2 separate regions of the Homo sapiens genome follow, and region 2 is linked to region 1. Evidence: read pairs that join two places in POLR2A ChIA-PET (ENCODE). Cell type or tissue: PC-9. All regions are shown on one strand. Each heading gives the region's core, and the rest is flanking DNA. Links, peaks and the distances in the headings are about the cores only.

Region 1 (15,358 bases), core at 4,462-9,461:
AACAGAGGTAGACTCCATCTCAAAGAAAAAAAAATAGTTAGTGGCTCTAGTAACACAGATATCACTTCATCGATCAGCAGATATTTATCTTTCATATACTGTCATACTGCAAACTGTTATGTCATGATTACTTGCAACCTAAAAAAATTGATATTGATAGCAGGCTTAGACCAAGAAGTTGCAGAAAAGAACTGAATTAATGAGAAGTCAACATAAATTATAAGACATATTCTGTGAGTAAAATAAATCCTGGATAGTATAGAATTAGGGGCCTCTCTAGCTTCCAGAGGAATCCTTTTATTTCTAAATATGCAATAAAAGGAACAAAGACTTCTTTGGACTTTAAAAAAGAAACAAGAGCCCTTTGGGAGACTTTTCAGATAAAAGTTGCAAACTTTAGAACAGACAGAAAAGCTTTTTTTTTTTCCATTGTACATAATTTTCATTAAGTATATCATGTCATTTGTTATTTTAGAAGATACACAGTTGTTCAAAGCTTACATTTTTCGGTATTACCAGCTGTTTCATTTAAGTGCTCATAACTAGATAACAACAGGAAAAGTAAAATATACATTGTAGAGAGTCTGACTCTAGTCATATATACATAGACTTCTTTATTCCTGCTTTCAGTTTTCCTCACATAGCAGCTTTGTATGTGTATTGCCAGCTATATTTTGTTCTTTAGAAATATCTTGGATTTTCCAAGATATATATACATACACATACATAAGTGTGATGAAGGTTCAGGTAGCTTACTAGCTTTCTATTGCTAGTACCCTAAAGACTAGTACTCTAATAAGGAGACTAAGGTGGCACCCACATAGATATCTTGCATCCTCAGTTGTGTGTGTGTGTGTGTTCATATACATATGCTTATTTCTTCTATCAAGGGAAAAGTTCAGTTAGAAGACATACTTCACCATCTTGAAAAAGAAGAAATCAATCCCCTTGCTACTACAGAAGAACAACTCTGTTTGGTGCTTATTCCAGCCAGCACAGTGAAGACAGGCTGAGGACTGCTACCACAGATGTAGAAGAGCTTATAGTGAAGCACATGGGTGAAACAAAAGAAGTGAGAACTAATAGCATAGAATTTTAAAGACACCTGTGATTTTGTTCATTGCCCTTCATTAAATTGACATATTAAAAACTAATGTTTGGCTATCACTGTATAGTTTGAAAAGCACCCACGTGTAGACCTTTTTTTTTTTCTAATGAAACATGGCAACAGTCTGTGTTGGTTTCCATTAAGACTCCATGTATAGGATGTTGCCCAGTGATGACTGGCTGAACATCTAAACAGGACTGCTCCAGGTAGCTTTCATTATCTTGGTAAAGTCATCCTTCTCTCAGGAGCTGACCTTCTAGGTGACTCTTTTTTTTGAAGGCTTGGAAACTAATGTCGGCATAGTATCAGTGGATCTGCTTCTCAAAGGTGGGCTTGTATTAACCAAAGTCATAGAGATGAGACACCTCCTTTTTAATTGACAATAAGAAATATAATTGCCAGAGGAACTAAACATGTATTTTTGGTGGCTGATGTATTCTCTTACAGGCACATTATGTGGGAAGCCAACTTTTAATTAGATGTTTACTTGGTGAACAAATGATTCTAACTTTTTATAGCATTGGCTGAGATAGCCAGGTTTCCACAATAGGGCTATCTATATCTACCCTCGTTTCTGGACCTCATATCCTAGGACCAGGCACCTAGTGCTTAGAGGAGTAGATAAAGCTATTTTTTTTTTGGCCCTATTGTTACTCTCTTGGATGTTTCCAATACTCATCAACATACTTTCTTTAAATGAACTAATGAATTATCTCAGGTTGCCTGGGAATCACTCTGCTATGTTTTCACATCTCAGCTTCACACAGGTAACATTTTTAAATTTAATTCTTAAAGGACAATCCAATCTCCAAATTCTAAAGAAGAATGCAGCTCCTTTAGAATGAAAAGCAGTATAGCATCATAGAGTGTGAACTTTAACATTAGGCAGATGGGGGTGAAAAGTTGCCTTTAGCATTATCTTTCTGTTTAACTCTGGGCAAGTTACTCAACTGCTTTGAGCTTGAAATTTCTGTCTGTAAGATAGAGATGTTAATAGCATCTTCAAAGGGATTTGTGAGATTTATACAGGTTAGTGTGTATAAATTACCCATGTACTTGGCACCTAGCAAGTGTTCAATAAATGATAGCTATTATCATTAGAAATGGATATTGTTCCTGCCATTTTAAAGAGGAAACGAAAGTTTGCCAGGAAGTGATAAAGTTGAACTGTGATTCCTATGTTCCTTCTATACTATTCATCTTTCTGTACATATTTTAAGGAGTTTTCCTATAGGCTTCCAAAGAATTCACCAAAATGCAATTCAGTTATTTCGGTAGTCTACTTCTAAGCACTTTGGCGTACTAAGAACTCAGTCTCTGGTTTCTACCCATCAGAGTATGAATTCTAGCTCCTCCCCTTATTCCCTATGTGACAAGGCAAGTCTCTTAGCCTCTCTAAGCCTGCTTCTTCACCTCCAAAGTGGGAGAATAATAGTCCCATGTGGTTGTGGAGACAATTAAATATTTGATGTACTTAATATAGTGCCTGGAGCATATTCGCTTTCTACCTGTTATTATGCACATAAAAGTAGCTTTTTGTGAAGCCGTTATATTAACTGCAAGCTTTTCAAAGAATACACAACAATTTTTAATGTAATCTCCTGTTAACATTTAATCATCTTAGCCATCAGTTTCAGCATAGCAGTATAAACCTAATTATTATGTAGATTTTTTTCTGTTCATGGATATCATGACCATATTTCCTAAACCACAGAGAGGGAAACTTGATTTAAAACCTGGTATGTTGATAGAAAAAAATATTAGAGATTGGGACTGTCCCAGAAATTTGTGGTTACATGTCATCATACCTATGGGAAACATAGTGTATGATAATGTAAGACAGCTGGAAGGGAGTTTAGAGCCAGATGCCAACACTTGAGGAAAGCTGAGTTTTCTGTTGATTTCTCAGATTATAGTCATGATAGAATGGTGATCTCTTAATTGCTCTTTCACTTCCCGGACCTTTAATATGGATTAAAATATGAGCCATGGACTAAAAGTAAGAAAATGTGTTTTTTTTAGGTGGAAAATTATGCAAACTGTATTTGTAACCTAACAGAGGGAAGAGAAGCATTTTTTCATGGTTATGATGAAAAGGAAAATGAACAGCTTAGACATGAGTTTAAAGAGCTCCAACTCAAACAGAGTTGTTTTTCCTTTTGTGGGCATGTCATTTTAAAACTTCTTCCCTAATTCTAGAAATTAACATATGACATTATAGAAAATTTGAGAAATGTATGCTCTTATAAAGAAGGGAAAAATTATATCTTCTACCCCAAGAAAAGTATAATACTTCTAATGTTTTAAGTGTATTTTCTGCCTGTCTTTTAAAAAAGTATGTATTCTGAAATAGTCTGAAATGTGTATGAGAGTGCAGGGTATTTTCTTTCAGTGTCTATTACAGCACTTACCACACTATATTATAATCAGTATCAGCTCCTCTGGAGTAGAGATCATGTCCTAGTTTTAGTGATTTGTGTCTCTCACAGTACCTGGCTTGTAAAGTACCCAGTTTAGGGGAGGCAAAACTTTACCTCTTCCTCTTTAGGTTTTTTTTTTCCCAGCTGAGCCTGAGAATTAAGTTGATATAAAACAGATTAACAGGAGAAAAGCATACACATTTATTTAAATTGGAAATAAATGGAGATGAAGACCCAAAGAAGCACTTAGAATCAATCTCTCATATACTGAATTGGACAGACAATAGTAAGCTGTGAAATGCAACTAAATATATGGAAAGGCTGAAAAGATAAGAGTTACTTTAACAAGGTCTGTAAAGAATTCTCTTGGCCTCAACTTCCCATCCTTAATCAGAAGAGTGTTGTTTTCCTTCTAGCAAAGGGAGGGCATCTTTGAACATGGGAATTTCATCTCCTGCTTTTAAGAAATGGAAGATCAGAATGATCTTGCACCTGCTGTTTTTCAAGTGTGTTTAACTCAAAATAGTCAATATACCAGAGTAGTGTATTTTTAACTCCTTCACTAGCATATTAAGGACTTAGAAAATATTAAGTACTTCAAAGCTGCAAAGGAAAATACAGATAGAACCCTTTTAGAATATTCTATATTTGTGTAGGTACACACTTAGGTGCTATTAGGCCAGCACTTTGGGAGACTGAGGTGGGCGGATCACCTGAGGTGGGGAGTTCGAGACCAGCTTGACCAACATGGAGAAACCCTGTCTCTACTAAAAATACAAAATTAGCCGGATGTGGTGGTTCATGCCTGTAATCTCAGCTACTTGGGAGACTGAGGCAGGAGAATTGCTTGAACCTGGGAGGCAGAGGTTGTGGTGAGCGGAGATTGTGCCGTTGCACTCCAGCCTGGGCAAAAGGAGTGAAACTCCTTCTCAAAAAAAAAAAAAAGATAAAAAAATTAGGTGCTGTTATTATACTTATTATTATATATGGTCAGTGATTATATTTACCACACATTTATTATTTTCTGTACTCAGCATTTTTCCTTGCATCTCAGATATTCCATTCGGGATCATTTTCCTTTTTTCCTTTTAGAAATTTCTTTTACAAGAGTTCGTTGATGGAAGTTTTTTTTTTTGTTTTTTTTTTTTGCCTAGGTGTAGAGAAAATTGAGTTAATTATAGGACATATTACTGTACTGTACCCTCATTTTTTCCTTTCTTGCTTTCTACTGGGTAGACTGAATTTTCTTCTCATGATTTAAAGTTAATATTCTATTTTTGTTTGTATAATGGTTGCATTTTAAGAGTTTTCTTTAATTCTGGCTTTTTTTTTTCCCCCCTCTACAAAGCTTCTGGAAAATTTCTTCCGGCATTTCTGGTAATTCTCAGTAGGAAGGTTGTTCAAGGGCTCTAATCTGCCACACTGCAAGAAACAGAAGATATTGTATGTCCTACTGCCAACATGTGTTTTTCTTTGTTTTGTTTTTTTGAGATGGAGTCTCACTCTTTCACCCAGGCTGGAGTGCAGTGGTGTGATCTCGGCTCACTGCAACCTCTGCCTCCCGGCTTCAAGGGATTCTCCTGCCTCAGCCTCCCTAGTAGCTGGGACTACAGATGCACGCCACCATGCCTGGCTAATTTTTGTATTTTTAGTAAAGACGGGGTTTCACCATTTTGGCCAGGATGATCTTGATCTCTTGACCTTGTGATCCACTCGCCTCAGCCTCCCAAAGTGCTGGGATTACAGGCCACGTGTTTTTGCAATATAAATTAGCTCATGATGATTGATAAATAGGAGAATGATGTCATTATAATGCAAAAGTTCATATACAGTTTTCCCTAGCATGTTAATGATTTGGACTGCCAGTAAGCCTCAGTTTGTAAATCAATCCTATGCATCCCACATTCTTCAAATTAGACTTGATCTGGACTTGCAATAAATCTGTAAACTGTGAAGGAAAGAGATAAGCCAGTGGTTGTAGTTCAGTGTGGATAGTCCTATGCTAAGGGAAGGCACAGAATACTAGGAAAATTCAGGGGAGGTGATGAGAAAGACAGGATGGGTAGGGTGACCAGAAAAGGCTTCCAAAGGAGATTGCATTGAGTTGTGTTTTGAAAGGTGCTAGCTAGATTAAGAAGCTGGGAAAGGCATTCCTGGCAAAGGGAACAGAGTTGATAATACATAGTGGTTCACGTGAGTGAATGCTAAGAAGAAATGTGGCTGGAGATATTTTCAGGAACCACGTCATGGTGAAACCGTATGCTAAACTAAGGCATTTGGATTTGACACCTGGACTATGCTTGATGTTCCTGGACTATGCTAAAAGCATACAAATATTTTTGAACATATGAATTATTGACTTTGTTATAAAATATCTGGAGAATCACTAAATAATTTTAAGAGGGCAGCTAACATGATCTGATTCATGTTTTAGAAAAATTACTCTAGCAACAGTAGAGGGATGGATTACATAGGGACCAGATTGGAAGTGGGAAACTTAGGGGTAGTTTTGCAGTAATAATCAAAGAATGAGAACGAAAACAAGGCTCAGAGTGTAAATGGTGAGGGAAGATGAACTGATTTATTAATGAAAAGGAATCTATCAAACAAATTGAGAATGGTGGGTGAAATCTTGGATGACTCTAATACCAACTACTCAATCACTTTTGGATCATAGTTTTCCAATAATGGCCAGAAAGAATTAACACAGATTCTCTGGCCGTGCACGGTGGCTCACGCCTGTAATCCCAGCACTTTGTGAGGCCAAGGCAGGTAGATTGCTAGAGCCTAGGAATTTGAGACCAGCCAGGACAAAGGGGCGAAACCCCATCTCTACAAAAAATACAAAAATTAGCCAGGCATGGTGGCATGCACTTGTAGTCTCAGTTACTCGGGAGGCAGAGGTGGGAGGATCACCTGAGCCTGGGAGGTCGAGGCTGTGGTGAGCCTTGATTGCATCACTGCACTCCAGCCTGGGGAACGGAGTGAGATCCTGTCTCAAACAACAGAATAAAACAAAACAAAAACCAAACTGCGCCCCCCCAAGATACCCATTTTATGATAAAATATAGCCTGTAACATTTGTGTTGCATTCCTAATTTGGTTAAAGCTAATATTTTGTTTTAGCTAATGTTGTAAAGAGCCTGAGCATAAAATAATCAGCAAAGTCACTTTTTTTATTTGTAGAAACTGACAAACTGATTCTAAAGTTGATGTGGACATGCAAGGTCCTAGACTAGTAAAAAAACTGAAAAAGAACAAAGTTGGAGCACTAACACTTCCTGATTTCAAGACTTAACCATAAAGCTGTAGCAATCAAGAAAATATATTCTTGGGCTGGACGCGATGTTTCGCACCTGTAATCTCAGCACTTTGGGAGGCCGAGTTGGGCGGATCACCGGAGGTCAAGAGTTCAAGACTAGCCTGGCCAACATGGTGAAACCCCATCTCTACTAAAAGTACAAAAATTAGCCGGGCGTGGTTGTGGGTGCCTGTAATCCTAGCTATTCAGGAGGCTGAGTCAGGAGAATCGCTTGAACATGGGAGGTGGAGGTTGCAGTGAGCCAAGGTTGCACCATTGCATTCCAGCCTGGGCGAAAGAGTGAGACTCCATCTCAAAAAAAGAAAATGCATTCTTGGCATTCAGATAGATCTATAGATCAATGGAACTCTCAATAGAGAGTCCAGAAATAAGCCCACAAGTACACCATCAACAGATTTTCAACAAAGGTGACAAGGTAATTCAATGAGAAAAGGATAACCTTTTCAACAAATGATGCTGGAACAATTAGATATAGACATATGCTTAAAAAAAAAAAAAAAAGCCTCCCAAATCCTGATCGAAGTTCTGTTCCCCACTGGTGAGGAATGCCTGCTCTAAATACCACAAGATGGCCAAATACATGACACCTGACACTGGAGAGAGATGAGATTGATAGCAGCTTATTAGTCAGATACACTCAGCCCATGGGAAGAGGATAGATATGCTATGCTATGCAGGGCCACAAGGGGTTACTCTCAAGAATAGAATGAACTCATAGGGAGTATGGGAGGCAGGCTTTGTAGTAACAAGAAGATGAGGTGCCTCCTGGTTCCCATGGGAAGATGTGATTGGCTTGTCTGGAAAATTCCGTGGGCTGGCAGGGAAGTGAAACTCATTAGTTTAAGGACTGTGTGGAGTACAGCTGCTCCGGCTGATAGAGGAACTGGCCAGATGGGGACTCTTTCTCTCTGGATGGGGGACATCTCTGGTGCGAGCCGAGTAACTGATGGCTAGGCTTTTTTGGGGCTTCTGTGAGACTGAAAGATGTCAAGGCAATATATGAAATTTTAGACCTTGCAATAAATTTATCTCACACCATATATAAAAATTAACTCAAATTGTTTGATAGATATGATCTGTAATTATGAAATATCTATTCATTTTCTAATGTATATAGGTAAATTTTTATAATTTTCCCCACAAAGATCTTGCACATTTTTGTTAGATTTATTCCTAGGTGCTTCATATTTTTAGATGCTATTAATAATAAATGCTATCTTTTTAAAAAAATTAATTTTCTACTAATTTGTTACTGGTATTTTAAATTATAATTATTTTTATATATTGACCTTATATCTAGCAATCTTGCTAAAATTTATCATTCATTTTTATACTTTAGTTGAAGATTTAAACATTTTCTCTTTCTTTTTCTTGTCCAGGTTGGAGTGCTGGAGTGCAGTAGCATGATCTCCGTTCACTGCAGCCTCAACCTCCTGGGCTCAAGTAATCCTCCTGTCTTGTCCTCCCAAAATGCTGGAATTACAGGTGAGCCACCACACCCAGGCAAAATGACATTTTTGTTCATGAAGACTGATTTATGTACGTTTCATTTATATATTGAATTTTGTTAAGAAGAAATTGGAACAAATCCACCAGTCTCTACAAAGAGAACATCAAGAACCTGTGTAACAGTCTAAAAAAACTGAGTGAGGTAAAAAAGAAATTATAATCCTTTACTTAATAATTGTGGCTAATTACAAATCAGCTTTCACCTTAGAAGTATTTTGTTTGAATGTATGATAATGTATAGATTCATGGCCAGATGTGGTGGCTCATGCCTATAATCCCAGCACTTTGGGAGACCAAAACTGGAGGATGACCTGAGGCCAGGAGTTCAAGACCAGCCTGGGTAACATAGTGAGACTCAGTTTCTATGAAAAATAAAAAAAAATTAGCTGGGTGTGGTGTAGTTCCAGTTACAGGGGAGGCTGAGGTGGGAGGATTGCTTGAGCCCAGGAGTTGGAGTCTGCAGTGAGCTATGGTTGCGCCACTGCACTCTAGCCTGGGTGACAAAGCATGACCTCATCTCTTAAAAAAAAAAAAAGAGTCATGCTGTAAGAATTATCAAATTATGCATAAAAGTATTTTGAACACATCACAAAAATTTGAGGAGGAAAAAATCACTCATTTGACATGATAGCTGATTTTTTATTGAATGTATCAAAATTTAAACAATCTATGTTATGTCCTTTTAAAAATCACCATGGGACTAGGCCAGGTGCAGTGGCTCATACCTGTAATCCCAGCACTTTGGGAGGCCAAGGCAGACAGATCGCCTGAGGTCAGGAGTTCAAGACCTGCCTGGCCAACATGGTGAAACCCTGTCTCTACTAAAAAATACAAAAATTAGCCAGGCATCGTGGTGCACACCTGTAATCCCAGCTACTAGGGAGACTGAGGCAGGAGAATCACTTGAATCTGGGAGGCGTAGGTTGCAGTGAGCCGAGATTATGTCATTGCACTCCAGCCTGGGCGACAGAGCAAAACCCTGTCTCAAAAAAAAAAAAAAAAAAAAAAATCACCTTGGGACTATACATATTTTTTATTTACAAATATGTTTGTAGTTCCCCTTTTAAGGAGTTCTTTAGAATATATAGCACATTATTTTAAATATATTCAGTTCTGCTCATGGAATTTAATGTTTTTGATCTAGGGAAATGTTATTAAAAGGTAAGTCTGGTGAATAAAGTGTACACTGTGAATTTAAGTATGGGAGGTAACCCAAGATTAAACTGTACATCACAGTATTATTTTCAATAGCAAAAATCAGAAGCTATCCAAATTTTTAAGTGAGTACAGAAATAATGTTATAGCCATGCTGGAACACAGTACAGCCTTTAAAAATTATCATTACAAGCTGGGTGCGGTGGCTTATGCCTGTAATCCCAGCACTTTGGAAGGCCCAGGTGGGTGGATCACGAGGTCAGGAGTTCGAGACCAGCTTGGCCAACATGGTGACATCCCATCTCTACTAAAGATACAAAAAATGAGCCAGTCGTGGTGGTGCGTGCCTAAAATCCCAGCTACTTGGGAGTCTGAGGCAGGAGAATCGCTTGAACCTGGGAGGCGGAGGTTGCAGTTGTGCCATTAGAGACTGTGCCATTGCCCTCTAGCCTGGGGGACCAGGTGAGACTCCATCTCAAAAAAAAAAAAAAAATCATTACATTAGAAAATCTGTACAGCAATTTACAGAGAAGTGTTCCTGTATAATGTTAAATTTAAAAAGCCAGACAGAAACTTGTACATGTGTTGGTATTATGACTATGTAAAAATGTATATAAATAAAAAATACTGCAAAGAAATAGAACAATACACTCATATCTCTTGGATGTTAGGTTGAACCACATGAAACCAAATATTTATAAGTAAAAGCAATCAAATATCACCAGTTTTATTTGGTTCAACCTAAGAAAGGAAATACACAGACACACACACATACACACACACACTCACACACACAAAGAAATACACATAGATATTGTTTGCTAATTTATTGGCTTTTAAACATTAATAGAAAATAGCAAAATGTCATGAGAGTACATTTGCTCTTTGTTTTATTACTAATAGAAGTTTTATTTCAGTATCATAATGAAGACCTGGAAAAAGACAAAACATCACAAAACTGCCTAGGAAGAGGAATGGAACAAGTAGCAAAGAAGTTAGGGGTGGCTCATGAAGAGATTCAAAGGCTCACTGATGAACTACAAGTGAAGGAGAAGGAACAATGTAAATTAGGTAAGCTGTGGTTTCAGATGACCATTTCCGATCATGCTTTAACTGTACTGATCTCATCTCAGGGTGGAACATGAGAAAAAAAAAAAACACTGAGAAACAAGTCTTTAAGATAAACACATAAAAGTGATGAACAGCCTCATTTTCTACCATGCTAGGAATTTTTGTCAAAGCCCAAGCATATCTACCAAAAGTGCACAACTTGTAAGTGTATACCACTCACCACAAGAAATTCCCAGCCTCTCAGAAGTCCCCTGTGTTCCTTCTTTCTATCTCTACATCCTTCCTCCTCCTTCAGAGTAACTACTGTCCTGACTGAATGCAGTTTCTGCGTTTGACTATATGCAGTATGCCTTCTATGGTTTGCTTCTCCTGCTCAGTCTTATAAGATTCATTCATTTTGTTACACGTAGCAGTTGTTTGTTCACTCTGCTGTTTATAGTATTTCATTAATAAACATACTGCAATTTATCCATTCTACTGATGGACGATTGTGTTGTCAGTTTTTGTCTATTATGAATATTGCTGCTATAAACATTTTGGTATATGTCTCAGTGTGCTTATTACACATTTCTGATTGTGGTAAGAGCAGAATTACTGAATCAAAGGGCAGGTTCTACTTTGGTCTTCCAAGGTAATTATACTAATTTAAGCTTTCCTCAGTTGTATGTGAGATTTTAGTTCCTCCACCTTGGTTTTCAATACTTGGTACTGTCAGTCTTACCAACTTCACCTTTTATGTTGAGTGTATAGTGGTATTTAAGTGTGGCTTTAACTGGTATTCCCTGACTGCTAATTAAGTTGAAGATCTTTTCATATGTTTGTTGTTGTTGTTACTCGTTTGGATATACAACTTTGTGAAGTTCCTGCTCGAGTCTGTTGTATATTTTTCTATTTTATTTATTTGTGGGAGTTCTTTATATATTGTGGATATGAGCCTTTTGTTGGTTATAAATGTTATGTTGTTGTTATTGTTTTTTTACCATAAATGCTAATATTCATCAAGTTGGGTTTAAGTGAATTATTCTTTATGCTTTCTGAGTTTTCATGTTTAAAGCCTTTTCTTCACTACAAGGTTATTGAAAATATTTACCCCTGGTTTTGGGGGGGTACTTTTATTGTTTATATTTACATCTTTGCTTTATCTAGAATTTAGTATAAAAATTTTAAATTATAATTATCTCCTTTCTATATTTTTAATCCGTGACTGATTCTTTTACAAATGCAATGTATAGGTTACTTTAGAATCATAAACATTAAAAATGTTAAATGTATAAAACAATAATGATTATGCCTGTGTGATTAAAAACAAATAATAATAAAAAAAAGAATATCAGGATGTAAATTTTTTATAAGTACATTTTAAACAGTGGACACAAATAACTTTTCAGAATGATGGAAATGTTGCATATCCCATGTGGGTTGGTGGGTATACAATTGTACATATTTGTCAGAATTCTTCAAACTATACACTTAAAAGGGTGAATTTCACTGCATGCAATTTATTCCTCAGTAAACACTATCTAAAAAGAAAATAAATTTGGTCACATGAACACGATGAGAAGCAATATTTGCTGCTTGCCATACAAGAAGAAAAAAGGAAAGCAGGATATTCAGTACCCTTAGTAGTTACATTTGGACACAACAGAACACAATCACATAGCAACCTGTTCTATCAGCAGTTGCTCTGTAGGGTAAATCCCAGACGTATCAACTGAAAGCCATCTCCACAGTGAGTCTATTAGGACTGCTGGGAAGCTGAATTAGCAAGTCCTTTTGGAATGTTGTGTGCAGTATCAGTGTGTGCGCCATCTGTAACTTCCTGAGTCATCCACTTATAGCAGAATTTGTAGCTAGGCATGTGTTATATGACAGTGTTTCCCAAGTATTAGCTTGTTTCTTTCAACAAACTCTTTAAAATAAATCCCTTTAGTTCTCTTTAGTTTATTCTTTAGCTCTCTATCACATCATAAAATTTGGATGAAAATGAAAAATTTTTTCAGTGATAATTTTTTCAAGAATAAAAAAGAATTTATATAAAATATTTGTTCCTCAACAAATGAATATCAAGAAAAAAGATGAATTTTTAAAGATTTAAGAGACTTATTAACCAATTATGATGTGTGGCCTTTATTGAATCCTGATTCAAATTTTTAACATTAATAAAACAATTTGAAATTTGAACACTTGCTAGACATATGAGTTAAAGAATTATTGTTAAATTTTTGTTAAATTAATTTTTTGTTTAAAAAGAGTTCTTATTTTTTAGAGCTGTATAGTGAAATATTCATAAGTGAATGAAATGATGTCTAGGATTTGCTTCAAAATAATACAGGTCTCTACCTTACACCTACACAAAAATTAATTCAAAATGGATCATAGAGCTAAATGTAAGTTAAAACTGTAAAACTGTTAGAAGAAAACAAGGAAAACATCTTCATGATCTTGGGTTAAGCAGTGATACATTAAATATGACACCAAAAGCAAAAATGATGAGAAAAACTAATACATTGGACTAAATCAAAATTTAAAACCTTTACAGTTCAAAACATACCATCAGAAAGTGAAAAGACAACTCATAGACTAGAAGAAAATATTTGCAAATCATGTGTTTGATATGGATCTTACATCCAGAATATGTAACAAATTCTTACAATTTAATAATTAAAAGACAGCCCAATTTAAAAATGGGCAAAAGGGCTGGGCGTGGTGACATGCACCTGTAGTCCTAGCTACTTGGAAGGCTGAGGTGGAAGGATAGCTTGAGCCCAGAAGTTTGAGGCTGTAGTAGGCGATGATTGTTCCAGCCTGGGTGACAGAGCAAGACCCTGTCTCAAAGAAAAAAGATGGGCAAAGGATTTGAAAAGACATTTCCAGGAAGAAGATATGTGAATGACCAACAAGCACATGAAAAGATGCTCAGCACCTCCCATCATAAAAATTGATAAGTATGTGAGGTGATAGATGTGTTAATTAACTTGATTTAATCACCCCACAATATAAATATATAGCAAAACATTACATTGTACCCCATAAACATATACAATTATTATTTGTCGATTAAGAAGACGATGTTCGATACCATTAGTTATTAGGGAAGTGCAAAGCAAAACCACAATGAGCGTCTACTTCATACCCACTAGAATGGCCATGCTAAAAAAGACAGACAGTGACAACTGTTGGTAAGGATGTGGAAACATTGAAACCCTTATACATTGCTAGTAAGAAGGTAAAATAGTGAAGATACTTTGGAAAACATTTAACAGTTTCTCAAAATATTAAAGGCGACCCAGAAATTCTACTCCTAGCTACCTACCCAGGAGAAATGAAAACATGTATCAACACAGACTTGTATGTAAATGTTCATAACAATATTAGTTACAGTAGCCAAGAGTTAGAAACAACCCAACTGTCTGTCAGTTGGTGAACAGATAAACAAAATGCAGTATATCCATACTGTGCAGAAAGTAGCTAACAGCACACCCGACACTGCTATTCTTAAGAAAGGACTGCTTATAACAGTCACAAGCATCTGGCTGACATCTGGGAACCTGGATTTTGGGAGGGTTTCCACCATTCCTTAACCAATAGTGGCTCACTGTGCCTAAGCTGTTTATACAATGTGGTCCATGCAGAACACCTGCTTTCCTTTAAGAGTCTTGGTATATGCTAGGCAGAAAGTGTGTGTGTGACCAGCCCTCAACAAAACCTTAGGTGGTGAGTCTTTCATGAACTTCCCAGGTAGACATTTTACATGTATTGTCACAGTTCACTGCTGGAGACATATCCTTTGTGACTCCACTGGGAGCGGACTCTTGGAAGCTTGTTCCTGGTTTCTTCTGGCCTTTGCCCTATGCATCCTTTCCCTTTGCTGATTTTGCTTTATCCTTTTGCTGTAGGAAATCTTAGCTTTGAATATGAACATATGTTGAGACTTGTGAGTCCTCTTAGCACATCACCAAACCTGGGGGTGACCTTGGGAACTCCTGACACTCATATGATAGAATACTATCTGCCAGTAAAAAGGAAGGAAGTACTTACACCTGCTACATGGATGAATCTCAAAAACAAGCTAAGTAAAAGAAGTCAGATGCAAAAGATCATATATTGTGTGATTCCATTTAGATGAAATGTACATAAAAGGCAATCCTATAGAGATAGGAAGTAGATTGGCATAGCTGGGCACAGTAGCACATGCTTATGTCCCAACTACTTGCCACTTGGAAGGCTGAGGCAGAAGAATCACCTAGCCTATGAGTTTGAGTCCAACCTGAGCAACATAGTGATGCCCTGTCTCAAAAAAAAAAAAAAAAAAAAAAAGGAAAGTAGATTAGTGGTTGTCTAGGGCTAGGTATGAAAATTGGGATTGACTAAGTGCATATGATTTTCTTAATAGGGTGATGGAAATGTTCTAAAATTAGATTGCGATGGTTGCATACCTGTAGGTATACTAAAAACCATTGAATTGTCCACTTGAAATATGTAATTTTTAAGGTATGTAAACTGTACCTCAAAGCTGTTAAAAATATAAGAACTGGGGGAAATAAGTGTATTAGGTGAAAATCTAAGGTGGCCTCCAAGAGCCCCACCCCCTGGTATACACACATATTTTCCCAGTTATTCAACCAAATACAATCTAGATGCTGCTGTGAAGAGATTTTGTAAGCGTAGTTACGGTCCCAAACCAACTGACTTTAAAGAAGGGAGATTATCTTACTTGAGCCTGATCTAATCAGGTGAGCTCTTAAAAGAGTCAAGGCATTTCCTGGCAAAAGA
Region 2 (15,358 bases), core at 4,813-9,812, 110 kb before region 1:
TTAAATGGAAATATGCAAATCAAGGAACAAACCATGGGCCTTGGAGAAATGGCTGGTTCCAAAATTAGGACAGAAAATATACAAGATGAATCTGAAACATCTTCTAGTGCCAGAAATAAGGAAATGCTAAAAAGCAACATAAACATAACTAAACAAAACCAAAAACCACAATAACACAATGATGGGAATATGTTAAAGAGAAACAGGGACCAACTGAAAGAACTCTCAATGGCCAAAGCTGGAACAATTTGAGCAACAAAATAAACAAATTAGTATTGGATTATAACCCAATGAACAAAATAAATATCCATGAAATCCAGGGTGACTCTTTCCTTCCAAATTCTGAACAATGCGCCCACATGAAAAACTGCATTTCCCATTTCTCTTGCAGATAGGAACAGCCAATTGGATGAAAGCATAAGTCACTGAATGAAATAAATAAGTGATTGAAGAATAAGTAAATGAGGAGAAGAGTTGAATCTCCCATGCAAACGAATTCAAAATAATTTATGTAGCTACTCTGCCCTGAAGGAAGCAAGCATACCACCCCACTCCTTAGTGTGGGCTGTGCATAGCGACGCTTTCTTCCAAAGAGTACAGCTGGGACTACAGGCATGCACCACCAAGCCTGGCTGATTTTTAAAATTATATATTTTTTGGTACAGACAGGGTCTCACTTTGTTGCCCAGGCTGGTCTCGAGCTCCTGGGCTCAAGCAATCCTTCTGCGTTGGCCTCCCAAAGTGCTGGGATTACAGGCATCAGCCACCATGCCTGGCCCCAGGCTCTTTTACTGGGACATAGGACTTGGTACATAGACAGGTACTATCTCTTGGAAATGGCGGTATTCTGAAAGACTTCCTCCGTGTCTCATATGGCTTGTCAGCAGTCTCTGGAGATGTGATGTATATTATACAGACCTAGTCTGAGTCTTATCTCCTATAGGCCAGGACTCACTCTCCTATTCTTGTAGATAACTAAGGGGGTATCTGGAATCCAAGCTGTGCCATCAACAGAGTACAGATTATAGCTTATGAGCATAAACAACATCACAGATCAAGCAAGGCCAGAAGATAGCCAGTACCCTTTGGGCCACATTTGGAACTATCCAGAATGGCTACAACATATTTTTTTTTTCTTTTAGGAGAGATGGAGGGCTCTCTATGTTGCCCAGGCACATCTTGAATTCCTGGCCTCAAGCAATCCTTTCACCTCAGCCTCCTAACTAGCCAGGATTAACAATATAATACTTTATCCTAATGTTACCAGTTGTCTGTGAAGTTGTGCACAGCCTCTAAAGGTACCACAGAGAGCTTTACTATGCGTGTAGGTCTTAGGAATATATTTCTCTAGAGATATGATGACACCACCCACCCCCCCAAAAAAGCAACTGATGGGGAATGTTTAGATGTATCTTAAACCTAGGTTGAAAGGAACGTTTAGTGAACCCATGACTAAATTATTTTCCAACACTATCTCTCATTGCCCCTGTGCCCAGCCACCAAACACCTTCCTGGAAGACAAGTGCACACTTTGCGTCTGCACCTCTGGTTATCACCAGCTTGGGCTTGTTCCCTCTTGGTATTTGGCTCAGGGCAGCTGATTTGTCCTTGGTCCCTGGTGTCTATGAGTTTCTTGAACAGCCTACAGACACTTCCAATGAGACTATGGAATGATGGCATTTTAAAGCTGGCCTTAGAGGTTATCTAAAGCCCTTCATTTTGCAGATGGCTAGTGAGGTTTTAGAGGCCTTTCTATTTTTGTTGTTTTTTTTTGTTTTTGACATGGAGTTTCGCTCTTGTTGCTCAGGCTGGAGTGCAGTGGCACGATCCAGCTCACTGCAGCCTCCGCCTCCCAGGCTCAAGCAATTCTCCTGCCTCAGCCTCCCAAGTAGCTGGAATTACAGGTGCCTGCCACCATGCCCGCCTAATTTTTATATTTTAGTAGAGACGGGGTTTGTTGCGTTGGCCAGGCTGGTCTCGAACTCCTGGCCTCAGGTGATCTGCCCGCCTCGGCCTCCCAAAGTGCTGGGATTATAGGCATGGGCCACCATGACTGGCCAGTTTTAATGGCTTTTCTAATGTCACATGCTAGCTAGTTAGCAGTGCTAGGCAGGACAAGAACTTGGGTCTCCCAGTTCGATGGTTTCTTTCCTACTACCCATGTTGCCTCCTATATAGTCTGCCTAATCTATGCTATATACAGTGCACGCTCTTCTATTGAATATAACTAAATTATCTGATGTAGTCAAATAAAAACTGCACCTAGGAGCCTTCAGTTGGCTTCAAGATAAAAAAAAATAAAATATGTAGGCTTCAGCAAGACATGACAAAATAAATACAAGATACTGATTGTATGTTGTCACCTTCCCAGGCAAGAAAGGACAGGGCCAATGACTATTAATTTTTCCAAGTAAGGGGTATGGCTCATCTGACTTTTGCTTTTCACCAGGGGTTTAGTTTGTAGGTCCAGGACTGACTTAGTTGGCCAATCAGTGTGAAGGTCAATTATTCAAAATAGTTGTATTCACATTGCTGAGATTATCATATATGAAGATGTAGTTTGATGATGGGGTGGTGCTATGGTTTGACTGTTTCTGTCCCCCCAGAATTCACATGCTAACACCTAACACCAATGTGATGGAATTAGGAAGTGGGGACTTGAGAGGTGATCAGGTCATGAAGGCAGAGCCCTCACGATTGGGATTAGTGCCCTTATAAAGGAGACCCCAGACAGCTGTGTTGCCGCTTCTGCCATGTGAGGACACAGCAAGAAGTTACCATCTATGAACCAGAAAATAGGCCCTCATCAGACATCTAATATGCCATCGCCTTGATCTTGAACTTCCCAGTCTCCAGAACTATGAGCAATACGTTTTTGTCATTTGTAGGCCAATAAGTTTATGGTATATTATTATAGCAGGCCTAATAAAGACAGGTGAGGTGGGCTTGTGCCCCTAGCTGCTCTCACAATGTTATGTTTATGGTAGTGGCATTCTTCTGATACAATGGCAAACAGAAGAGATGTACTTGTTCCTAACCTTTCAGAGGAAACAGCCAGAGTTATGCTGCTGCTAGCCTGCAGGGAAGCTTTGTCTGAAATTTTTTTTTTTTTGAGACGGAGTCCCGTTCTGTCACCCAGGCTGGAGTGCAGTTGCGCGATCTCGGCTCACTGCAAGCTCTGCCTCCCAGGTTCACGCCATTCTCCTGCCTCAGCCTCCCAAGTAGCTGGGACTACAGGCAGCCGCCACCACGCCCAACTAATTTTTTTTTTTTTTTGTATTTTTATTAGAGACAGGGTTTCACCGTGTTAGCCAGGATGGTCTCAATCTCCTGACCTCGTGATCCACCCGCCTTGGCTCCCAAAGTGCTGGGATTACAGGCGTCACCTCCTGGCTAGGCGCAGTGGCTCACGCCTGCAATCCCAGCACTTTGGGAGGCCGAGGCAGGTGGATCACTTGAGGTCAGGAGTTCAAGACCAGCCTGGCCAACATTGCATATCCCCATCTCTACTAAAAATACAAAAAAATTAGCCAGGCATGGTGGCACATGCCTGTAGTCCCAACTACTTAGGAGGCTGAGGCAGAAGAATTGCTCGAACCCAGGAGGTGGAGGTTGCAGTGAGCTGAGATCACACCACTGCATTCCAGCCTGGGTGACAGTGAGACTCTCAAAAAAATAAAATAAAATAAAATAAAATAAAATAAAATAAAATAAAATAAAATGTCACTTCCTTACGACCTATGGAATAAACTTTTTAGCATGACATAAGAGGCCCTATGGGACCTTCAGCTTTCCACTCTAGTAATATCCAATTACTTGAAATTCCCTGAACATGCTTTTCTGTGTCTTATCTCCATGACTATTTATGGTAAATCTTTCTCACATTTCTTTGCTTGCTAGAATCAGCTCAAGTAATATGTTCTCCCTGATGCATGGTGGCTTGGTACCCTTAAGCAAATAAAAAAAGTATGTCTTCTACCTGGAGAACACAAAAAGGTAGATGTACAGCTTAGTAAGCTGGATTTCATGCTAGACTTCAGTTCCCATGTTTGCTTTCATGGGATGCCCTTATGCACTGAACGACCTATATAACTGTTCCTAATTACACAACTGCATGAACTAGTCCCTGCCAGAGTATCTGAGATGCCCATGGGCACTTTTCCAAATAGACCACTGAGAGGAGGTCCGGGAAAAAAAGCACAAGCAGTGGCCTGAGCAGCAAAGTGGCCAACAGTGGTCCAGCTAAGTGGTTTTAGTGGCAGCCTAAGGGAACCACAAAGCAGGTGTTCACACTAAAAGCAAGCAGTGGTCAGTGCAGAACATCAAGAGTAGAAACAAGCAGAAGTATGAAATGAAGCCTGGGCTGTTTGGTGCGAACATGTGAGATATTTACTGGAGAGTCTCAGCATTAGAAAGGAGAGTGTGACCCACATGAATTCTGAGTCTCACGAGGCTACTAGTTATACCACCCCACTTCCCCGCCACAGGGCCCAGCCAATCGTACCCTGTACTCTTGGCCACAATGACTAGTCCAGGGCTAGAATGTGACTTGAGTCAGGCCAATCAAAGTTCTTCCTGGGAATTTTTTCATTTGGAGATAGAAGAAAAGTTATCCAGCCTTCCAGATAAAGAACATTTAGAATGTGAATGAGGGCTATCTTCCCTGCCTTGTGGAGGAAGGTAATTCCCATAGAAAAGAATGGGATCAATGAAGAATAAGAAGGTTGGGATTGAAAAAAATGAGAAAGGCCAATTTGGAAAATGCATTTTAGTCTCTGGATCTACTTGTGACTGAAGTCCATTCCTAGCCTTCCAAGGACCGTGAGTCAGTACACTCCCTTGCCGCTTATGCTAAATTGGATTTCTGTCATTTGTAAATGAATAACTTCTAACTAATACAGGCAGGGAAACTTGGAAGGGTTCTCGGTACTTGAGCTGCCCAGGTGGGACCTATCTGTGACTCTTCCATGACCTTTTGGAATTGAGAATTTTCAGTTCATGACAAATTACCAATTCATTTTCAGCTCATCAAGAACACTAGAGTTCCCTGCCTCTTACTTCCCTGGATATTACTGAGTTCTTTTGACAATCTGACTAAATTGCTGACTTTTTAAGGTTAAATCTCCTTGTTCTGATCCACAGCTTTGACACACAGAAGGGCAGATTATGTGGCTGCCCAAATCATCCATCTGACCTGGGAATTGTACCTTGCTGAACAATTACCAAAGTTATACCAAAAAGATAGAAAATAATGCATAAGATCTTCCTAGTAAGCCCTTTTATAAAATAAAGAACATCTACCATATGAATAACCTTCTCAATACCCTGGTTTGCATGCTCACATATTCATATTTTAAGCATGTATGTAGATATGTATATGTATGTGTGTGTGTGTGTGTGTGTGTGTGTGTATATATATATATATATATATATATATATATATATATATATATTCATCCAAAGAAAGTCTGTACAAGTTGCTTTTTGTGTCAGTGATATGCCACAAAGCTGTTAATCCATTCTCATCATGGACCAGTTAGTTTAAAATAGAAGGTACCAATAATACTTATCAATCTTAAAATGGAAAACATTCACAAGTCAGGCAGAATAGAGTCTTCGCAGTGACAAGTGGAAAATGGCCAGAGCCCACTAGGAGCAGAACTGGGAGGAAATGATCTACCTAAACGATCATTTGTCAGTGTCCAAAGACAATAAACCAGAATTGAATTCCCCCAGGTCTCACCATCAGGAAAATCCATAGCAGGTGAAGCCTAGCAGCAAGAGCTTCCAAGATCAAAGGCAGTAAATGGCAGTCATGCCCTTTAGCAGCTAGCCCCTAGGGGTAACCAAAACAAACTTTAGGCTCCTCAAAGGAGGAAATTCACAAGGACTAGAAAGAGGATTGGGATCCTAGACCAGCAGCAGCCTCAGGCTAGTGCTTCCAAACCAGTGAGAACAAGAATGTCTACTAATACAGCCTGGCTATTACAGATGTAAGCTACAACCCAGTGAGCATGCAAGGGCTCAGGCAATGGCACAACATCTTTCACCCACTGGTAGGCAAAAGGAATTCAGCTCAAATTAGGAACTAAAGGTACAAATACGACTAAGACATAGCATACTTGCTCTCAAGGTGCTTACAATCTAGATGGTGACAGAGCCGAAAGGAGATGATTTCAAACTTTTGCAGTCAGTGGGGGAATTTGACAAGTGCCAGAGGAGATGAATGCATAGTGTGCTATGAGAAGACAAAGAAGAGTCAGTTGCCCCAGACTGAGTTTTAGGAACACTTGGAGATGATGTTATTTGAGCTGATTCTAGCAGGCAAAGAAAGGTGAGAAAAATTTACCATAAACAGTCATGGAAGGGAAACACAGCAAAGCAAGTTCAGGGCATGTCAAGTAATTGGATATTACTAGAGTGGAAAGCTGAAGGTCCCATAGGGTCTCTTATGCCATGCTAAGAAGTTTATTCCACAGGCCATGGGGAAGTACGGTGGAAACTGCTCATCATCCCTATCATCATTTCTCCTCTTCCTTTTTGTAATGGAAGCCGTTCTCTCTTCCACTACATTTAGCTGAGCATATGTCTATCCAGTTAGGGAATATATTATCCAGCCTTCCCTGCAGTAGATGTGACCATGTGACCAAGTTCTAGCCAATGAGATGTGAATGGAAGTTAAGAGTACAACTTTGATGTTATGTCATTAAAAGCAAGCTACTTGCTCTCCACCTTCTCTTTCCCTTCTTTCTCCTTCCAGAGGTCTAGACACAGATGTGGCCAAGTGAGCCAGGCTCAACCATGCAAACAATGAGCACATCCTGGAGTAGGTGGCACACTGAGATGAAAGAAACCTGGGTTCCAAGATGAACAACTGGAGCGGAGCTATCTGTATAGTCAGACATCCACCTTACTGGACTATTAAGTGAGAAAGAAATAAACTTCTTATTGAGTCACTGTCTTTTGGGGGGTCTATGTTATAGCAGCATAGCCTGTATCCTAACACGGAAGGGAAGGAAACAGTGTTGAGGCTCCTAATCTAATTCCTGACTTGGTCAGAAATGACTAAGAGACTAGGAAAGGCTGAGACAACAAATGTCTATCCTTAATGATTATAGCTAAGTGAAGCTAAGGCTGGCAGATAACAGGATAAGCAACTATGCAGCCTTGTCTTGGGAGGGATAGGAAAAGTCCCTTGAAAACTATAAACCTCTACCTGGTTCTAGGAGCCAACTTCATCCAGAGCAGGATTGCAGCCAGCAACCACCTGAATGCCTTCTTTGCACTCCACCCTGCAAAACTATGTCCATTGCCACCTTCAAAAGCTGACTCCAACAAGCCTGCTAATAAGACTTCCTTGACTAACCCCACTTAGTCATTTTGTGTTAATTATGTCTGCAGAAAGGAAAAGGTATTTATGATCCTCCTCTGTTTTCTGAAGAGGATGGCTCTTCTAATTGGAAGAACTTCTGTGTTGCTGAACAGAGTCATTTGTCCAGGGTACACTTTTTGGAAGCATGAGCTGGGATAAAATGTTTTCCTCTGACTAATGAAGGGCTGAGGAATTTGAAAGAGGCTCTGGAGTGGGAGAGTTAAGAGCAGCAAAGCTGGAGGCTTGGAGGGTGGAGAAGAGTACAAAAAACACTCTAGTAGCAGAACCAGAGAGGGTACTCTGGAAAATAGTTTATAGAGGGATTACTAAATGAATTGTTGCAAGCTACATGATGCAAATTGTGTCTCTACTTCAGTAAATTCTGCCTGGTTCACTAAGGCCCTTGTTTGAGAGGACACAGGGGGTGTGAGCTTGAATAAGAGGATGAGGCTGATATCTGGATGACATATAACATCTGAAAAAAAAAAAAAACTAGAGCAAGGAAAGTCAGAGACAGTGCCAGAGATTAAACTTCTAGAATTTCACACACCCTCCCTTATTAATTCTATAATTTAAAAATTATATAGATTGCATTGCCATAATCTAAGAATTATCATTCACCCAATATGCAATCAGAGTGCACATTACTAAAATAATTGCTTGAGTTATTAAATGCTTACAATAATTCAGAAATGGAACCCTTTCTTCTAGCTGGGCTTGAGGTGGATTTTAGGGAAGGCAACATGGAACAAGTTGTGTTTAAGCTGGGTCTTGAAGTGTGGACAGGAATTGGTTACGCAAATACTTTTCAGAGGCAGGGAACAGCAAAGATGATGTGACCAAAGTCAATGTCACACTTTCTTCCAATAAATATGTATCAATATCCACCGTGTGCCACACACTGTGCTAGGTCACAGAGATATGAAGATTAATTTGGCCTCCCAGGCTTCTGTTAATATAGCCCCCAATTTTTCTACACATTCCATTACTGGTTTGCCACATCTATCAGGCCCTTCTTGGCACATTTCTGTGTGGTCAGTTTTTCCCTTGAATTCTATTGTGTGTGATGCTATTGGTTGATTAATTGAAATGGAGTTTCGCTCTTGTTGCCCAGGCTGGAATGCAGTGGCACGATCTCAGCTCACTGCAACCTCCACCTCCCGGGTTCAAGTGATTCTCCTGCCTCAGCTTCCCGAGTAGCTGGGATTACAGGCACGCACCACCACACTCAGCTAATTTTTTGTATTTTCAGTAGAGATGGGTTTTCATCATGTTGGCCAGGCTGGTCTTGAACTCCTGACCTCAGGTGATCCACCAGCCTCAGCCTCTCAAAGTGCAGGGATTACAGGCATGAGCCACTGCACCCAGCCATGTGATGCTTTTTTTTCTCTCCTTAATTATACCACTTTTCCGTTTATCCTAGAGCATTTTATGTAAGTTTTTAAATTTTTAATTTTTGTGGGTACATAGTAGGTGTATATATTTGTGGGGTACATGATATGTTTTGATACAGGCATGCAATGTGAAATAATCACATCATGGATTGATGCTTGAGGGGTATCCATCCCCTCAAGCATTTATCCTTTGTATTAGGAACAATCCAATTACTTTAGTGCATTTTAACCTGCTATTGACAACAGTTTCTCTAATTTATTGAGGTAGCTTGAATTTTGATCTTCTATATACTTGGCAGATCCATCTTCTTGGGGATATATGTAATGTTTATAAAGACACTCCTTCTACTGTCCAGTCCCATATCTCAATACCTTTCTATGCCAATATATAGTGAAGGTTGAAAGAAAGATAAGAAAGCCCCAGAACCCCAGGTTACGAAAGCCTGCTATATCTGTATTGGCCACAGTTTTGTAAACTGAACTTGCAATGATGTTTCTTAAATGACAACCACAATTGCTACCAACAGAAACTGAGTGCCTATCACATGTAGAAACAGTATGCATGATGCATTGCCCCTGACCTTGACAGGCTTAATCTAGATGGGGAGGTAATTAGACAACGCACATATTCTGTTTGGTAGGAGAATTTTCCACTCATCTTCCCAATGGAATAAGAGACAACAAAATGTGGGAACAGAGGAATTATCTCCTCTCCCCTGTCCTCTTACGGCTATGATCACAAGGAAGAAGCAGATATTAACCTGATTGGTCAAAGCCCAGGCCAAAGGAAAATATTTTTTATTTTATTTTTTATTTTTATTTTTTGAGATGGAGTCTTGCTCTGTCACCAGGCTGGAGTCCAGTGGCACAATCTTGGCTCACTGCAACCTCTGCCTCCTGGGTTCAAGCAATTCTCCTGCCTCAGCCTCCGGAGTAACCGGGACTACAGGCGTGCGCCACCAGGTCCAGTTATTTTTTGTATTTTTAGTAGAGATGGGGTTTCAACATGTTGGCCAGGATTGTCTCAATCTCTTGACCTCGTTATCTGCCTGCCTCAGCCTCTCAAAGTATTGGGATTACAGATGTGAGCCACTGCACCCGGCCGATTTTTTTTTTTTTTTTTTTGAGATGGAGTCTCACTCTGTTGCCCACACTGGAGTGCACTGGCGCAATCTCGGCTCACTGCAAACTCCACCTCCTGGGTTCCAGCAATTCTCTCACCTCAGCCTCCCGAGTAGCTGGGACTACAGGTGCCCACCACCACGGCCGGCTAACTTTTGTATTTTTAGTAGAGATGGGATTTCTCCATGTTGGCCAGGCTGATCTCGAACTCCTGACCTCAGGTGATCCACCCACCTCAGCCTCCCAAAGTGGCTGGGATTACAGGCATGAGCCACTGCGTCCAGCCTAGATGTATTTTTTATGTGCTCACACAACACTTTCGACACCAAATGTGTGGGTCTCTTCTACAACAAGCAATTCTCCAATTCTTTTCGTACACCAACTGGGTATCCTACAATTCAATTCAATTCAATTCTGACACTATCTACTGGTGCTAGCATCAGATGCTAAAAGTTAAGAGCTTGGTCCCATAAGACTGCCCTCACTTCAAATGCCAGTCACAAGTCTGGGCCTCCTGTGCTTCTGACTAACTAGTTATAAATTGGGGCTTCCTACGACCCCCTCCTTGGGTTCAATAGTTTGCTAGAATGGCCAGGTGTGGTGGCTTACACCTGCAATCCTAGTGCCTTGGGAGGCTGAGGTAGAAGGACTGCTTGAGGCCAGAGTTTGAGGCCAGCCAGGGTAATATGGCAAGACCTCATCTATACAAAAAAATTATTTAAAAAAATTAGCTGGGCTTGGTGGCACATGCCTATAATCCCGGCTACTTGGGAGGCTGAGGCAGGAGGATCGCTTGAGCCCAGGAGGTTGAGGCTGCAGTGAGCTGTGATTGTGCCACTGCACTCCAACCTTGGTAACAGAGCTAGACCCTGTCTATAATATAAATGTTTAAAAATTTTGCTAGAATGGCTCACAGAAGTCAGGGAAATACTTCACTTACGTTTTCTGGTTTATCATAAAGGATACCATTTAGGAAGAGCCTTGGAAGAGATGCATAGGCAAAGTGTGGGGCGAGGAACGTGGAACTTCCATGTCCTCTCCAGATGCACCACCGCCCAGCAACTTGATGTAGTCACCAACCCAGAAGCTCTTGGAACCCTGTCCTTTAGGGTTTTTTGTTTTTTTGGAGACGGAGTCTAGCTCTGTCGCCCAGGCTGGAGTACAGTGGCGTGATCTCGGCTCACTGCAACCTCTGCCTCCTGGGTTTAAGCAATTCTCCTGCCTCAGCCTCCCGAGTAGCTGGGACTACAGACGTACAGACGCACGCTGCCATGCCCAGCTGATTTTTTGTATTTTAGTAGAAACAAGGTTTCACCATGTTGCCCAGGCTGGTCTCAAACTCCTGAGCTCAGACAACCCGCCCACCTCGGCCTCCCAAAGTGCTAGGATTACAGGCATGAGCCATGGTGCCTGGCCTGTCCTTTAGGGTTTTTATGGAGGCTTCATTAAGTAGGAGTGATTGATTACATCATTGGCCATTGGTGACCAACTTAACCTTCAACCCCTTTCCTCTCTCTAGAGGCTGGGGTGGGTGAGTGGGTGGGGTTGAAAGTTCCAACTCTGTAATCAAACGGTTGGTTCCTCTGGTAATCAGCTCCTCATCTTTGGGAGATTTCCAAAAGTCACCTTACTAACATAAACTCAGGTGTGGTTGAAGGGGGCCTGTTAGGAACAACACAACTTTATCATTCTGGAGCTGTTTCAGGAGCCAGGGACTAAACCCAGTATTTCAGGAAAAGATGCTCCTATAGCTCCTATCACTTAGGAAATTACAAGGATTTTAGGAGATGTAGTCAGGAGCTGGGGACAGAGACCAAAATATATATCCCTTGTTATATCACAATATCAAACCAGGATATTTAGTCCACACTAGTGGTTGGGGCCACTTTGTGCTAAAGGATCATTCCCCATTTCCTTCTTTTCTTTCTTTCTTTTTTTTTTTTTTTTGAGACGAGTCTCCCTCTGTTGCCCACGCTGGAGTGCAATGGCGTGATCTTGGCTCACTGCAACCTCCGCCTCCTGGGTTCAAGCAATTCTCCTACCTCAGTCTCCCGAGTAGCTGGAACTATACAGGCGCCCACCACCACGCCCGGCTAATTTTTTTTTTTAGTACAGATGGGGGTTTCGCCATGTTGGCCAGGCTAGTCTCGAACTCCTAACCTCAGGTGATCCATCCGCCTCAGCCTCCCAAAGTGCTGGGATTACAGGCGTGAGCCACTGTGCCTAGCCCTCATTTCCTTCTGAGTAGGCCCAGACCAGTCTTCATTTAGCACACACTTGGATGAGTAAAGCTTTGCAGACCTGAGCATCTTCTCCTCTCTTTCTGTAGGCATGCCTAAGCATACTGGTCCCAAAACTTACAGCGCAGGGAGGGTGGGGCAGGGAATTAGGAAGCATCGCTTCAGCCTTAAACCTAAGCCATGCAATTCGATTCCATCTTTTTGCAGAGCTCTGCTTTAGATGTTGTTGGGTGCTAGCTCAGCTATGAATAAAATGATCCTTTGGTTTCTACTCCAGTTTTTCTTGGATATAGTTCCCTTGGGAACCCTAAGGAGAGGAGGGATGATTAGCAGAGCAGGATTTGGCTATTTCTGGTCTTCGATTGTAGCAGACTGTATAGTTGGTCACAATTGTTCACAAATTTTTGCTGCCTTTCCCAGGGAAGGATTATATTTCCTTTACTTCACTGACATCAGGTGTGGCCAGGTGAACTTGGTCTGGCCAAGAAAATGTGACCTGACCATGTGTAAGTGCCAGGCACAAGTATTAAGAGCCAGCATGTAGTTTATCATAATCACTTTCCTTCTTCCATGAGAGACCAACATATTCCAGATAAAGACTGCTCTGGGCTCGGTACAGTGGCTCACGCCTGTAATCCTAACACTTTGGGAGGCTGAGGCAGGCAGATCACTTGAGGCCAGGAGTTCAAGATGAGCTCGGGCAACACAGTGAGACCCCTATCTCTACAAAAAAAGAAAAACATTAGCTGGGTATGGTGGTGTGCATCTGTAGTCCTACCCTCTCAGGAGGCTGAGGTGGGAGGATTGCTTGAGCCCAGGAGTTTGAGGCTGCAGTGAGCTCTGATTATACCACTGCACTTCAGCATGGGCAACAGAGCAAGATCCTCTCTCTGAAAAAAAGAAATAGTAAAGACTGCTCTGTCAGCCTGGGTCCTGGCACAAAAACAACCTAGAGGATAGCCATACTGTCCTACTATGTATGAGTACATTTTCAGAAATAAGACTTCATTGTTGCAAGCCCTCTTGGGATCACTTGTCACCACAGCCTAACCTAGCTTATCTTGACTGATACATTTACCATATTGTCATCTATACGAAGCACCATTGTTTATCCTCCCAACATCTATTCTCCTTTTTTTTTGTTTTGTTTTGTTTTGTGATGGTGTCTTGCTCTGTGGCCCAGGCTGGAGTGCAGTGGTACAATCTCGGCTCACTGCAACCTCCACCTCCTGGGTTCAAGTGATTCTTGTGCCTCAGCCTCCCAAGTAGCTGGAATCACAGGCACGCGCCACCATGTCCGGCTAGTTTTTTTGTATTTTTAGTAGAGACAGGGTTTCTCCATGTTGGCCAGGCTGGTCTCGAACTCCTGGCCTAAAATGATCCGCCCACCTCAACCTCCCAAAGTGCTGGGATTACAGGCATGAGCCACTGCACCTGGCCATCTATTCTCCTTTCAATCCTCCTAAAATACCTCCAATCTTTCCCCAGTTCATCCACCTCTACATGGCCATGTGCTTGGAGGAAGGGAGTCTAATTCCCAGCCCCAAGGAATGAACCATAATGAAATTAAGCCATTCATGATAGTTTCCTTTTCTTTGCTGGTAACTGGCTTAGATGTGGGCATATGAGACTGGAAAGTCGACTTGAGGGCTTCTGAGAAAAGTTTTCCTTGCCGATTAAAAAAAGAGACACACAGGAAGAAATAGTCTCTCTGTTTCTGCTGGACATTGTGCATGTATGTACGTCAGCTAGAATTGTGGCAGCCATTTTGTAGCTATGAGGGGCACTAGCCCAAGGCTGTCAGAGTGAAAATATGGAAAGAGTCTGGGTCACTGATGATGAGGCAGGCAGATCACTTGAGGTCAGGAGTTAAGACATCAGCCTGGCCAACATGGCGAAACCCCACCTCTACTAAAAATAAAAAAAAATTAGCCGGGTGTGATGGCACATTCCTGTAATCCCAGCTACTCGGGAGGCTGAGGCAAGAGAGTCAATTGAACTTGGGAGGCGGAGGTTGCAGTGAGCCAAGATCGCGCCACTACACTCCAGTCTGAATGACAGAGTGAGACTGTCTCAAAAAAAAAAAAAAAAAAAAAGAATCCTAACGTACCTACCTCCAGGTTTCTTGTTATATGAGATAATTCATTTTCCTTTTTGTTTAAGACAGTTGAGCCTGGACTGGAGGGGAAAATAATTAGTTTAGCCTAGGGACATTGAGGTGATGGCAGAACAACATCCTTTTAAATCCTAAAGCTCAGGGAACATCAAGGTTAAATTTGAATTTGGGAGTCACCTATGGAGAAATATTCCATAAAGTAATACATCTTAGAAAGCAGACCTGTACCTGGAAAAGCTGCCTCTGTGCTTGAGGAATTCCGGTGACGTAAGAGAACATTGCACATACATGTGTAGTCATTTCCTAACTGGATATGCTACTGTCCCAGGTCTTTGTGTCCCATCTGGAGAAGGGGAGATCACAGAGCTGGTAGTGAGCTCCTGGTGAGGGAGTTCAGAGAAAGTGATTACAACATCTGGATCCCATCCTCAGATTCTGCTCTTCTCAAGCCTGGCTTTTATGGACCTTGATAGCCATCTACAGTTAACTTAAAACATTCTAGTCTAGTGTGGATGGCTTTGAAAATGGGTTATAAGTAACTTTTAAATTCACTGACTTATATATCTTTTAGTAAAGATATATGAAAATCAAGGTTCTGACTATCTTATAGACCTCCTATGGGTGATACTATAGAAGCCTTAAAGGAAGCATCACATTCTATGGGTGATACTGTAGGAGCCAGGGTTAAAAAAATGTATAACATGAAACATCAAGGAAAAGGCCAATGTAGAACATAGAGGTTCTAGAGCTCAAGCTTACGAAGTGTTAAACAAAAATTATGGGAGGCCATTGTTTTGGACTGAGCTTTTGCACCAGGCCACAACAGAATAGACCAAACCAAATCGAGTCCCTCCTGCTAAATGCCACATAATCAAACTTGAGGTACATCCCACAACAGACCAGCTTTTCCTGAAAACAGGAGATTTCAGTTTACCTGAGTCAGAATAAGGAAGTCCCCTCTGCTTTAACCCTTACCAAAAAAGTAACCCAAAGTAGCCTGATGTTAAGCAATCAGCTCTTCTTCCATTGCTCTATTTCCTTGTTCCCCTCTTTTAAAACCCACTCTTCTGCCATTGCCCAGTGAAAGCTCTCATTCTATTCTGTGGAATGGAGG

What was found. Peaks named below come from ENCODE experiments on the same cell type or tissue, not always from the same donor. Only the 100,000 strongest peaks of a DNase experiment are listed, where the experiment ranks them.
Region 2: POLR2A ChIA-PET joins it to region 1 with 5 read pairs; 3 of 35 experiments call an interaction of 5 or more read pairs at or near these places.

The regions. Positions count from the first base shown.
Region 1 is chr1:42,472,232-42,487,589 of GRCh38, forward strand. It overlaps CCDC30 (coiled-coil domain containing 30), which reads left to right. Exons shown (of 21, transcript NM_001395517.1): 2 at 8,230-8,335; 3 at 10,432-10,585. The coding sequence starts at 8,321. It also overlaps a transcript of PPCS not described here. Among named protein-coding and RNA genes, the nearest start is that of CCDC30, 17 kb to the left of the region's middle. In PC-9, for the core only: CTCF peaks have their summits at 7,543 (motif pointing right) and 7,760; a DNase peak (open chromatin) is centred at 7,520.
Region 2 is chr1:42,363,760-42,379,117 of GRCh38, forward strand. No RefSeq gene overlaps it. Among named protein-coding and RNA genes, the nearest start is that of RIMKLA, 9.4 kb to the right of the region's middle. In PC-9, for the core only: no CTCF peak of the experiment used is centred there; a DNase peak (open chromatin) is centred at 7,372.